Linked DNA regions of Homo sapiens: region 2 is linked to region 1. Evidence: chromatin loops called from intact Hi-C (ENCODE). Cell type or tissue: PC-3. All regions are shown on one strand. Links, peaks and the distances in the headings refer to the core of each region. The heading gives the core; the rest is flanking DNA.

Region 1 (5,381 bases), core at 167-5,166:
CACCAATTCTAGGGAGTCAACCATCATGAATTACAAGAGGTTCTCTTGTCCCTTCTGCACATCCCTTCCCCTCTCTGGCTCCAGGCTGTCTGGCTGTTGGCTATTTCTGACGTCTTTTCCCCTTCAAGGGTGCCTTTAAAGTTCATTTTAATGTATTTAATCAGAATTAAAATGTTATAAACGGAAGGCAAAATAAGCAGTAGGGTAGGCAAAATAAGTAGGTAGGCCTCCTGAGGCCCTCTGTTCCCTACTCTACTTTCCTCAGAAGAGCCCTAGAATAAGAGGTCTGTGGATACGTCCATTTGTTGTTTGTGAATGGCAAGATCAGCGGTTCTCAAAGTGTGGTCCCCAGGCCAGATGCCTCAGCATCACATGACAACTTACTGGAAATGCAAATTCCCAAGCTCCAAGTCAGACCAACTGAATCAGAAATTATGGGCGTGAGGAGACCCATAATCTGTGTTTTAACAAGTCCTCCATGTAATTCTGATGCAAATAAATTTGAAAACCACTGGGCTGGATAAATAGGAAAAAACTGCCAGAGTATAACATATTTTGATGACTCTTCACAAGCAAAGTTAAAGCCTGACCTTCCCATACTCTATTAGCACTTTGCACATCCCTTTAAAGTAGCAGCTATCACATTCTATAGTTACTGCTTTCCACTGTCTTTCTACCAAACTGTAGTCTCTTAAGAGCAGGGACTGTGGCGTTTTCAATTGTCTCTAAGAGCATAGCACAGGATAAATAAGTGCTTACTTATTTGAAACAAATTGTCATTGAAACAAATGATGTCATTTATTAGGAACCATTTCAACTTTCTTTTAAAATGCCTTATAGATGTCCACCTTAGCAAACAAAATTGTTTACCTCTTTGTGCTGTAGATATACGTCTTCCCAAACACCCTACCTCAGTTGGGTTCTCTAGGTACTTAACGCTTTCCCATTGGTTATGAATTTCTACTGTTATTTGGGTTAAACTTTTGCAAGGCTTAAATTACTGTTGTACTACTTATATATTTGTTTGCTATATAGTCTCAGGAATTTTTTACTAACTTAATGATGAAGCTTCTCTATAACACTAATTTCCAACATTTATTATCATACTGTAGAGCTTATAAATTAACATATAATGATCATTGTTAAAATTACTGTCAGACAATGTGTAAGCACTTTACATAAGCTAATTTAATCCTCACTAAAGCTCTGCAAGGGTATTTACAAATGAAGTCTACTTTACGAATGAAGAAACTGAGGCTCAAAAGCTTCAGTGTGCCGCTCATCTCAGCTTTCTCTCCCATCCTCCATACTCACATATCCAACTATCTGCTAGACATCACCTGAACACAATTTGTCTAGAAGTGATGCATCTTCTACCCCAAAGTTGTCTCTCCTCATGTAACTCTTACCTCTTGAACAGCACTGCAATCCAGACCCCTGGGGCCAGAAACTTGAGTCATTGTTCACTGCTTTTGCTTCAACATTTCCCATATGCAATTGGTCCTCAAGTTCTTGCCATCCTACTTCTGTAATACAAATCTCTTAAATCTGTATCCTCTTCACCTTCACAGCCTCTTGTGCTGGCAGTGGGAGACCTGGGGAAGAGGAGAGTCCAGTGTGTTGGAAGATCCCCATGGGAGATCCCCAGATTCCAACAGGGCTGCCTCGCCAAACTTCAACCCAAGGTTGAGCATGTATCACAGCCTGGCTAATCTGTATATTCCAGGCTGTTGACCTGGAAAGAACCTACTGCTTATTTTGCCTTCCCTTCCTAACATTTTAATTCTGATTAAATAAATTAAAATAAACTTTAAAGGCATCCTTGAAGGGGAAAAGATGTCAGATGCCAACAGCTAGACAGCCTGGGGCCTGAGGGAGGACAGGGTTATCTGCAGAAGGGACAATAGAACCTTATAATTCATGATGGTTGACTCTCTAGAATTAGTGTAGATACTGCAACCACACAACAGAAAGTCCAGGTAAACCAAGTTGATCCAGAGGCCCAGTCAATGCATATGTGCATGTGAATTACTAGGAAATAGAGAGGCTCTCTTTCCACTGAAATTGTCAGGTATAAGAACAATATACGCTTGGAACTTCTGAGTGTCATTATGCGGAGAGGGTCCACCGGAAGATAAAACCAGCTCATAGGAAAGCAAAGCTGAGGGATGGAATGAGGAAGAGGCAGAAAGGGAGGAGGAGAGAGTCAGAGGGACAGATAAGGCTGATGACGTTGGAGTCTGACGTGAGCACAAGGAAACCTTTACTGGTTAAACCACTGAGATTTTGGAGTTGTTACAGCAGTTAGTATACCCTGGGGAACATACCCAGAAATATATATAGTAACAGAGTTCAATGTACCCCTCTGCCCAGTGGTTTGAGGGCACTGGATGGTTTCCTTAATCTATGTTTCCACATTAGAAAGTAGTTAAGGGAGCACTTTTTGGAGGAAGTTTATTAAATTAAAAAAAAAAACTACAAATGAGTAATTATAAAATATAATTTCACTCTTTTCATTATTTACCACAAAAATTTAAAAATACCAATATACAGACGAGCACAAGTGAACTGGAAAAGAGCTAAAAATTGTATAAAAGACAAATCTAAACTCAAGAATATATGAGAAGTGACATACACCATACACTCTCAAGTGAGTTCAGAAAGCATGTTCCGTGCTGGGCAGGTTTTCTTTCCAGGTCAGTTTTTATTGGCACTACACCTGGAAAGCTCTCTAAGCCAAAGTTCTTATGTGTCAGGATCTTCCTAGACCTCCCTTGGAAAGCATTTCTCATAAAACAACTCACACCAGACAGGCTGACTTATTGTAGGCACAAAAATCATAAATGCCTCTCATAGGCCCCATGGAGCTTGGAAAAAAAAGATCTGCTAATGAAAGCATTACAAAAACAGAAAAGTGGCACCTAGTGGCCACTTAGCAGCTTTTCTTTATGGCTTCTAGCTAATCATAGATGTCGGCCTGTCTGCCCGTAACATTGTGCTGGGCAAGTATGAGTCTCCAATTCCAGGGCTCAGTGATGACCCACCTGAGGGGGAGATACCTCTTGGCAGCATGATCTGAAACTGGACACTACTAAACATGGTCTGGGAACTAAATATTGGCTATTTCTTGTACCTGTGCCCCAGATTTTACGGAGATCCCTCAAAGACTATGACAACAAAGACATCCTTTTCTGTCGTGACACTGTAAATAAACACTTTCTTTTAAATTCCATTTATTTACTAAAAGTCTCTATTCTGTACTTTCCTGTTTGTCTTTGTTTCACAATAGATTTCTAAATTTAGTGATGACCATATAACTCATTTCACTTGATTCCAAGTATCATCCTGTAATAACACATCTGATATTTTAAAGTTTATTATTTTCAAAAGTTTAAATTTGGTAACATGGATAGAGACTTGTTATTTGATCTTACAGATTCAAGGATCAATAAATAATTGTTCTTCAAACATGGTATTTAAGGAAAAATATCCTTATGGTATAAACTTTGGTCTACTTCAATAATAACCACTTAATATAATGTTCTAGAGCAGCGCTGTCCAATAGAAATATAATCTGAGCCACATGTATAATTTTATTTTCTTCTAGCCACATTAAAAAAGTAAAAAGATACAAGTAGAACTAATTTTAATGTTTTAATTCAGTATATCCAAAATATCATTTGAACATGTAATTAATATAAAATTATTAATGTGATATTTTACATTCTTTTGGTAATACTAGTCTTCAAAATCTGGTATGTATCTTACATTGATAGCACATCTCACTTTGTACTAGCCACATTGCAAGTGCTCAGTAGCCACATGTGGCTAGTGGCTACTGCACTGGACAGCACAGTTCTAGGTTCCACCCTAACACCCAAGTCCTGTGGATTAGAATCCCAGAATCAGAGCTGGAAGTAAACATAGAGATCAAACCTCCTTTTAAAAATGAGGACGCTGAGGCACAGAGTTTAAATGGCTTGCATGAGGTCATACAGCTAAATTCAGCCTCAACAGGGTCTTCTGATTCCAGGCACTCTTCCCACTCCACTACATTACTGTAGTGGTAATTCTTAGGGTTAAAAAAAGTGTAGAGTAGGCCGGGCGCAGTGGCTCATGCCTGTAATCCCAGCACTTTGGGAGGCCGAAGTGGGCGGATCACGAGGTCAGGAGATCGAGACCATCCTGGCTAACATGGTGAAACCCCGTCTCTACTGAAAATACAAAGCAAAATTAGCCAGGTGTGGTGGCGGGCGCCTGTGGTCCCAGCTGCTCTGGAGGCTGAGGCAGAATGGCGTGAACCCAGGAGGCAGAGATGGCAGTGAGCCAAGATCGCGCCACTGCACTCCAGCCTGGGCGATAGAGCGAGACTCCATCTCAAAAAAAAAAAAAAAAAAAAAAAGAAAAGAAAAGAAAAGTCTAGAGTACTGTTTTTATGATACTTTCGTGCAATTTGTAGATATATTCTTTCTCACGAAAATTCAAAAAATTGACTCGCAGTAGAAAAAAGGAACATAGTGTATACCATAAAAATATGTCACTTCTAACAGCAAAAATCAAATTTAGTTGAAGAAAACTAAAACATTTTGAAGGAAACACAAACCTTAGGAGAGCTACGGTATCATACAATGCATGGATTAGATTTTGAGTCCAGGACAAAAGGATCTACAGAAAAATATTAGAGCGAACTAATAAAGGATCAAACCATGCACAGAGTATTCAACTGGCTATCTGCCCACTGGTCTATGGAATTGAACAGCCCCTCCTCTTGCAAAGAGAAAAAACTGCCACTGTGAGAGGCAGCACTGGTCTCCCTCTAGAAACTCTGCCTCTCAAATCCTGGCATCACGAGGGCAAGTCTGCCCCCATCTGCTTTTGAGGCCATCCAGCTATGATGGCCTACCCTGCCACCCCTGGCTTAGGCAGACTCTTTGGAAGCCAAGTCTAACCTGCAATGGTTCAGTCCCCTAAAAAGTGATATTGGTAGGCAGGCCCCTCTGCTCAATTTAGAGAACACAGGGGATCTTTCATACTTCTTTAGACTTAACTATAACACTTAGGCTGCTGCACACCAATTCTCCCCATCTTGTAGGATTTCTTTGGCTCATTCTAAACCTGATGTCTCTCAGGTCCTCAAGTGTCGGACCAGGAATGGTGCCAACCCTCCAACATTGCTGGGACACTATCAGTTCAAGAGGACAGTGTGCCAATACATCCTTGCCCACGAAGCCCCTGCACATTTCACACTTGAAGGAAACATTTGCTTTTGGTTATTGTCTGTTGGTATGTTTGTCATTAACATGTCTGACAGAAGTTCTAATCTATCACCTACAGCTAAAGAAATAGCATGCAGGGTCAAAATAATGCTTTGTTTTGGCGAG
Region 2 (5,381 bases), core at 133-5,132, 140 kb before region 1:
CATGGTTGAACTTCATCTGTTTAAAAGTGGTCAGCAACAAGATGGGTTATTGATAAATTCACTGGGAAAGAACACAGGTCATGGAAGCAAAGCCATTAAATAATTTTAGGAAGGAAGTTTCTAGAAGACGGGAGAAGTCTGGGAGAGGCTGGAAGGAGAAGGCTGGCTAGGGAAGCCGGCTCTGTTAAGTGACCCACTACACCCACAAGCACTCCGTGATTGAGAACATCCTGGCATCATATCTGCTTCCAAAGCAAAACAAGGCCCCTCCACTTCCATCCCTCATCCTTACACAGTTGGAAGCTGAATGAGATGGGCTTGGTGAAGAAAGATGTAACACTGGCATTCTTAACTTCTACAGAAAGCAGTAATTAAACACACTATCCTAAGCTTAATATATCACTTAAGAACACTCTCCCCTGCAAACTTTGATTTTTAAATAGTCAACCAATACAAAAAAGAATACAGCAGTACTTTTTGAGATTAAAAGCAAAATCTCCCTAATGAACCAGAAAACATGAAAAAATAACTTCTAAGATTACTGTGGCTACATTTGCCTAACTGCCTGACCAGCATTAATGACAACTTCTCTTTCTTATGAGATCCCATGACCCTTCTTCTTCACAACACCATCAAGGGCTGTAACTTTTTGAGGCCACTATGGGTCCATGCCATGTAGTCTCTTAAGAGGAAAGATGAGTTAGATTAAAGGCAAATTTTATTCTTTTCCCGTTGCCCTTAAAAATTAAAAAGTCTGGTGGCTGGGCACCGTGGTGAGAGCCTGCAATCCCATCTACTTGGGAGGCTGAGGCAGGAGGATTGCTTGAGCCCAGGAGTTTGAGGCCAGCCTGGGCAACATAGCAATACCCCACCTCTTAAACTTTTTTAAGTCCAGAATGTCTCCTTAATGATATGGGATATAAACTTATCTTGGGTTTCAATCAGTGTCCCGACAATATCTACTTGATCTGAATGCTGAGCCAGGATTAAACTTCACTGAGACCAAACAACCTTTCCAGACTTTAAAATACCTTAAGTATTTTAAGTTTTAAATTAATTTATTGCTTAAGTTGGATTTACCAGTTTATTTTTTTTCCTGAAACTTTCATTATGGAAAATGTCAAAGATGTACCAACATAAGTAGATTAAGACAATGAAGTGCCAAGTACCCATGACCAGCTTCAATAATCACCACCCATGCCAATCTGGTTCCATCTATCCTCCCACCACCCACACTCCCATATTATCTTGCAGCAAATCCAAGAAATCCTATCATTTGTTCCATGAATATTTTAGTACATATGTCTAAAAGGTAATTGTAAGACTATTATCATATTCCCCCAAATTAGCAATAATTCCTATTGCTAGGGAGAGGAATTTCTATGCCAGCATCACCCCATTTCTAGTCAGTGATCACATTCCCAATTATTTTATAAAAGTTGTATCTAAAAACCATTTGTTTAAATTAGGGTTTCATTAGGACCCACCACTGTGGTTGGTTGATAGATCTTTAAACAGTGTTTCAATCTACAGGTTCCTTCTTCATCTTTTTTCTTTTTCCTTCCAAGTTATTCACTGAAGAACCTGAGTTATTGGGCCTGTAGAGCACCCCATGGTCTGAATTGTATTTGCAGGTACAATTTAATACATTCCAGTTCACCTTTAAAATTCACGTAGGTTAATTTTTCCTTATTGATATTCTGCCCTTTATTGATATAGATTAGAAAGACAGACAGAACAAAACCAGTGTGCTTTCCTCTTCTGCTAACACTGAGTAATATGGAAGATAAACTGAGGCACAATGTGCAAAGGTGCCACAAAATTGCCTTTGGGGCAGGAACAGACTTATTATAAAGTAGTATTTAGATCCTAGTAACAGGGGTAGGAAACAGATGTTCCAGACTGATCCTTTCTTTCCCTCCTCAACTCCCTTTTCTGGTACAGAGCGGTTAGTAGGATGGGCTCTGGGATTTGGCTGAATCCCAGCTCCAGTACTTGCTGACCGTGTGGCCTTAAACAAGCTGACTTAACTTCTCTGTGCTTCAGGGTCCTCATCTATAAAATGGAGATTCCATAATTCCCACTTACTGTGTGAGAATTAAGTGATGTAATTCACATAGAGAGCTTAGCAAACAATAAGCCCTCACCCACTGCCCCAAAAGTCCTCATTATTATCCATTTTTAGTAGTTGTTATCCGTAATTAAAAGTTAAAATCTCCTCCTCAAACTAAAGCTTAACTTTGAGGGACTACCTCTTTTCTTCACCCCTGTCCCCCATCACTATTCTAAATGGGGTTTTATCCTAAAGGCTTTTGATTCACTTGAGTTTTTACCAATTTCTGTCTAGAACAGTACTTCTGAAGAAAACCCATCCTTGCTATGCAAATAATATACTTTCCATATTTTGCGAACAGCAGGTGGAGTCAGCTGTCCTGGAATACAATCACAGAGCTAATCTTCTGTGGAAGAAGCATTCAAGTGAGAGACATAGTTTTTTCTTTGACTATCATGGGCCAAACCTAGCATGTGGCAAAAAAACCTTCATAAGTTCTAATCTGCTGGGCTTGGTGGTGGCGGTATCAGAGGTATCCTATGGTCTTAGGTTTTAATTACTAATAATGTGAAAGTTATCATTTAAAAAATGTATTCGATACCTACCACTGGGCTACATGGTATAGGGAACCAAAAAAACTTAATAATAAGGTAAAGTCTCTTTCTGGGAAAAAAAAATTTCATGATCCATTAGGAGAAGCATATTAATGACCTATAATGTAATCTAACATAAGGCTGTCACATGAGATGGGCAGATGAAATACTAGGAAAAACCAGGAAAAAATAACTTATAATTAAGGGTAGTTATGGGGGCTATTTAAGAAGGAAAAGTGAGTAAGATGGAGAAATAACATGGTTAGGATGTAGCAAGATGAGCTGGTGAAAACAGACGGCAAAGTAGTGCTCAGAGAGGAAAATTCGGGTTAGTACAATCATAGGGTCCAGGGAATGAGACAGCTTCAGAGAAGTCGTGAAGACAAACGACTGTAGGTGTTAAAAGGAGTGAAGAAGTAAGAGCAATGAACGTAGACCCCTTCACTGTTTATAAACTCAGTATGAAAGAACGAAGAAAAGACGGGACACGGGGAGTAGCACAGAAGGAGGAGTCATTAGTTATGTGCTTAGGAAGGGGGACATCCTGAATGTTTTTATGCAGATAAAAGGTAGAGAGAAAACAACTGGACATGTGAGACAGGAAGGAAAAGAAGTGACCCTGGAGACAAAGAAATGCTGGCAAATGAATATAGAGAAATACGGTGAGGTGAAAAAAGAAAGAGAAGCCCTAGAATCAAGATGACTAGCTCCCAGATGTGTTTTGTTCTAGCCCACACAGTATTTCCAAAAATGTGACTTCAACAGGTAGAGATTTCACTAGAAAACCAGATATTTGATTTTTCTAGAGAAAACAGAAGATGGGGCAATACTGAGCCCAGCTTTCCCCGGACTCCAATGAGTGCTGCCCCTCCTTGGGCAAGGCCAGCCTCCTGCAAGTCTACAACAGCCCCTGCCTAACACCCCTTTCATTTCAATAATTTCGATGGCCCCTGTTGACATTTGAATTGTGTCCCCTGACCCAGATCTTCTCAATAAAATAAGGTAGTGATGTCATCCTTAGAGATTGAGTGGAGACTGCAGACTGGGACTTACAAACTGTGTAAAAAGCATTCTAAGAGCTACTGAAGGAAATGGGTTGGGAAGTCAACAGGAGATGAAGAATCAAAGGACTGCTGTCTATTAATTAGTCTGCTGAAGAGACAGCAGTGATTCATCATTTTTTCTAGCAGTGCCCTACAGCCTGGAAGCAGCGGTCACAGGGCAGTCATGGCATAAGACAGGAAGACAAAGGGTTCTGGGGACCACCGGGGTCCTCGGTGAGGTGACTGGCCAGCACCTGGCCTTGACGGGGAGTCAAAGGGGCTGGCGGCCTGGGAAAATAGGAGAGGACGCCATGAGAACAAAGAGCAGATTAGGAAGAGGGAGGGAGAGAGGCAGGAGAGACCCGGAAAGCAAGATGAGAAAGTTTTCCCTGGAATTCTTCTGGCAGGAACTCGAAAATATTACCTGTATAAAAATATTAGCTGACAGACACACATCAAAGGCCAGAGGGAAGATGAACTTGGAGACTGTTGGAGAAAAGTGAAAGCACGTATAATTAGCACAAGAGGGACAAGTTAGTCATGCAAAAATTTACCTTTAAGGTACCTTCATCTCCCTGCCATTCAACTTCCAGAAATCAACTAGAAAAGAATTTTCTTTAAACAACAACAATGACAACAGTGAAAACAAGACCAGACTTGGTAAATCATAATGAAAAGGGCTCAGAGAATTTTATTTTTGTGAAAGGAGCTATGTGAATGTTTAAGAAGACTATTTCTAAACTACACACTTGACTCCCTTTCAAATATCCTTACATACAAATTTGGAGATAAAAAGTACACTCATTCTGTCTTCTTACATGCAGAGGACTGTATATATTATCTCAAGTTTTGAAGAAGAAAGACCAAAAGTTCAAAGTTAAGTAATTTCTCACTGTCTCACAGGTTGAATTCATGTAAAAAGGTAAGCATTGGCCAGGCACGGTGGCTCACGCCTGTAATCCCAGCACTTTGGGAGGCCGAGGCAGGCGGATCACAAGGTCAGGAGTTCGAGACCAGCCTGGCCAATATGGTGAAACTCTGTCTCTACTAAAAATACAAAAATTAGCCAGTCGTGGTGGCACGCACCTGTAGTCCCAGCTACTCAGGAGGCTAAGGCAGGAGAATCGCTTGAACACAGGAGGCGGGGGTTGCAGTGAGCCAAGATCGCACCATTGCACTCCAGCCTGGGTGACAGAGAGAGACTCCGTCTCAAAAAAGAAAAAAAAAAAAAAGGGAAGTGTTTATGGCTGGCTTGCCCAGTGCTGAGTCTTTGGGGTCTGCATATTCCTTAAGTCCCTTTATGTTAAAAAACAAAAAAACCCCACATATGCACAATGACATATTAAATGCAGGGAATAACTCTGACTGACAGCCTGGGGAAAGACACTAAGGAGGGAGTAGTGCCACCAGGATCCATGATGGGCGAACTTGAGGCTTTATCATTATTTCCTTGCTGGCTGTGGGGGTTGTTCTCAACTTCAAGGGATCACCTGCATTCCTTGGCTTATGGTCCCTTCAAAGTCGGCAATGGCAGGTGGAGTCTCCTCTTACCCTACAAGTCTTTTCTCTTTGTGCCCAGTCTCTCCACTGGTTCCCTCTTCTGCCTCATCTCTGAGTTGTCTGCTTTTTTTTTTTTTTTTTCTTTGAGATGGAGTCTCGCTCTGTTGCCCAGACTGGAGTGCAGTGGCACTA

What was found. Hi-C counts contacts between places; a loop is a spot of excess contacts. Peaks named below come from ENCODE experiments on the same cell type or tissue, not always from the same donor. Only the 100,000 strongest peaks of a DNase experiment are listed, where the experiment ranks them.
Region 2: a loop joins it to region 1, with 9 times the contacts of the local background. A loop is called at or near these places in 11 of 110 quality-filtered maps.

What each region holds. Positions count from the first base shown.
Region 1 is chr12:27,422,346-27,427,726 of GRCh38, reverse strand. It overlaps BMAL2 (basic helix-loop-helix ARNT like 2), which reads right to left. Exons shown (of 17, transcript NM_020183.6): 17 at 2,441-5,381. All of the region lies in intron 1 of BMAL2-AS1 (BMAL2 antisense RNA 1), which reads left to right. It also overlaps a transcript of SMCO2 not described here. Among named protein-coding and RNA genes, the nearest start is that of BMAL2-AS1, 22 kb to the left of the region's middle. In PC-3, for the core only: CTCF peaks have their summits at 2,931 (motif pointing left) and 4,929; a DNase peak (open chromatin) is centred at 2,916.
Region 2 is chr12:27,563,410-27,568,790 of GRCh38, reverse strand. All of the region lies in intron 1 of PPFIBP1 (PPFIB scaffold protein 1), which reads right to left. Among named protein-coding and RNA genes, the nearest start is that of PPFIBP1, 42 kb to the right of the region's middle. In PC-3, for the core only: a CTCF peak has its summit at 2,397 (motif pointing right); no DNase peak of the experiment used is centred there; H3K27ac peaks cover 1,056 bases.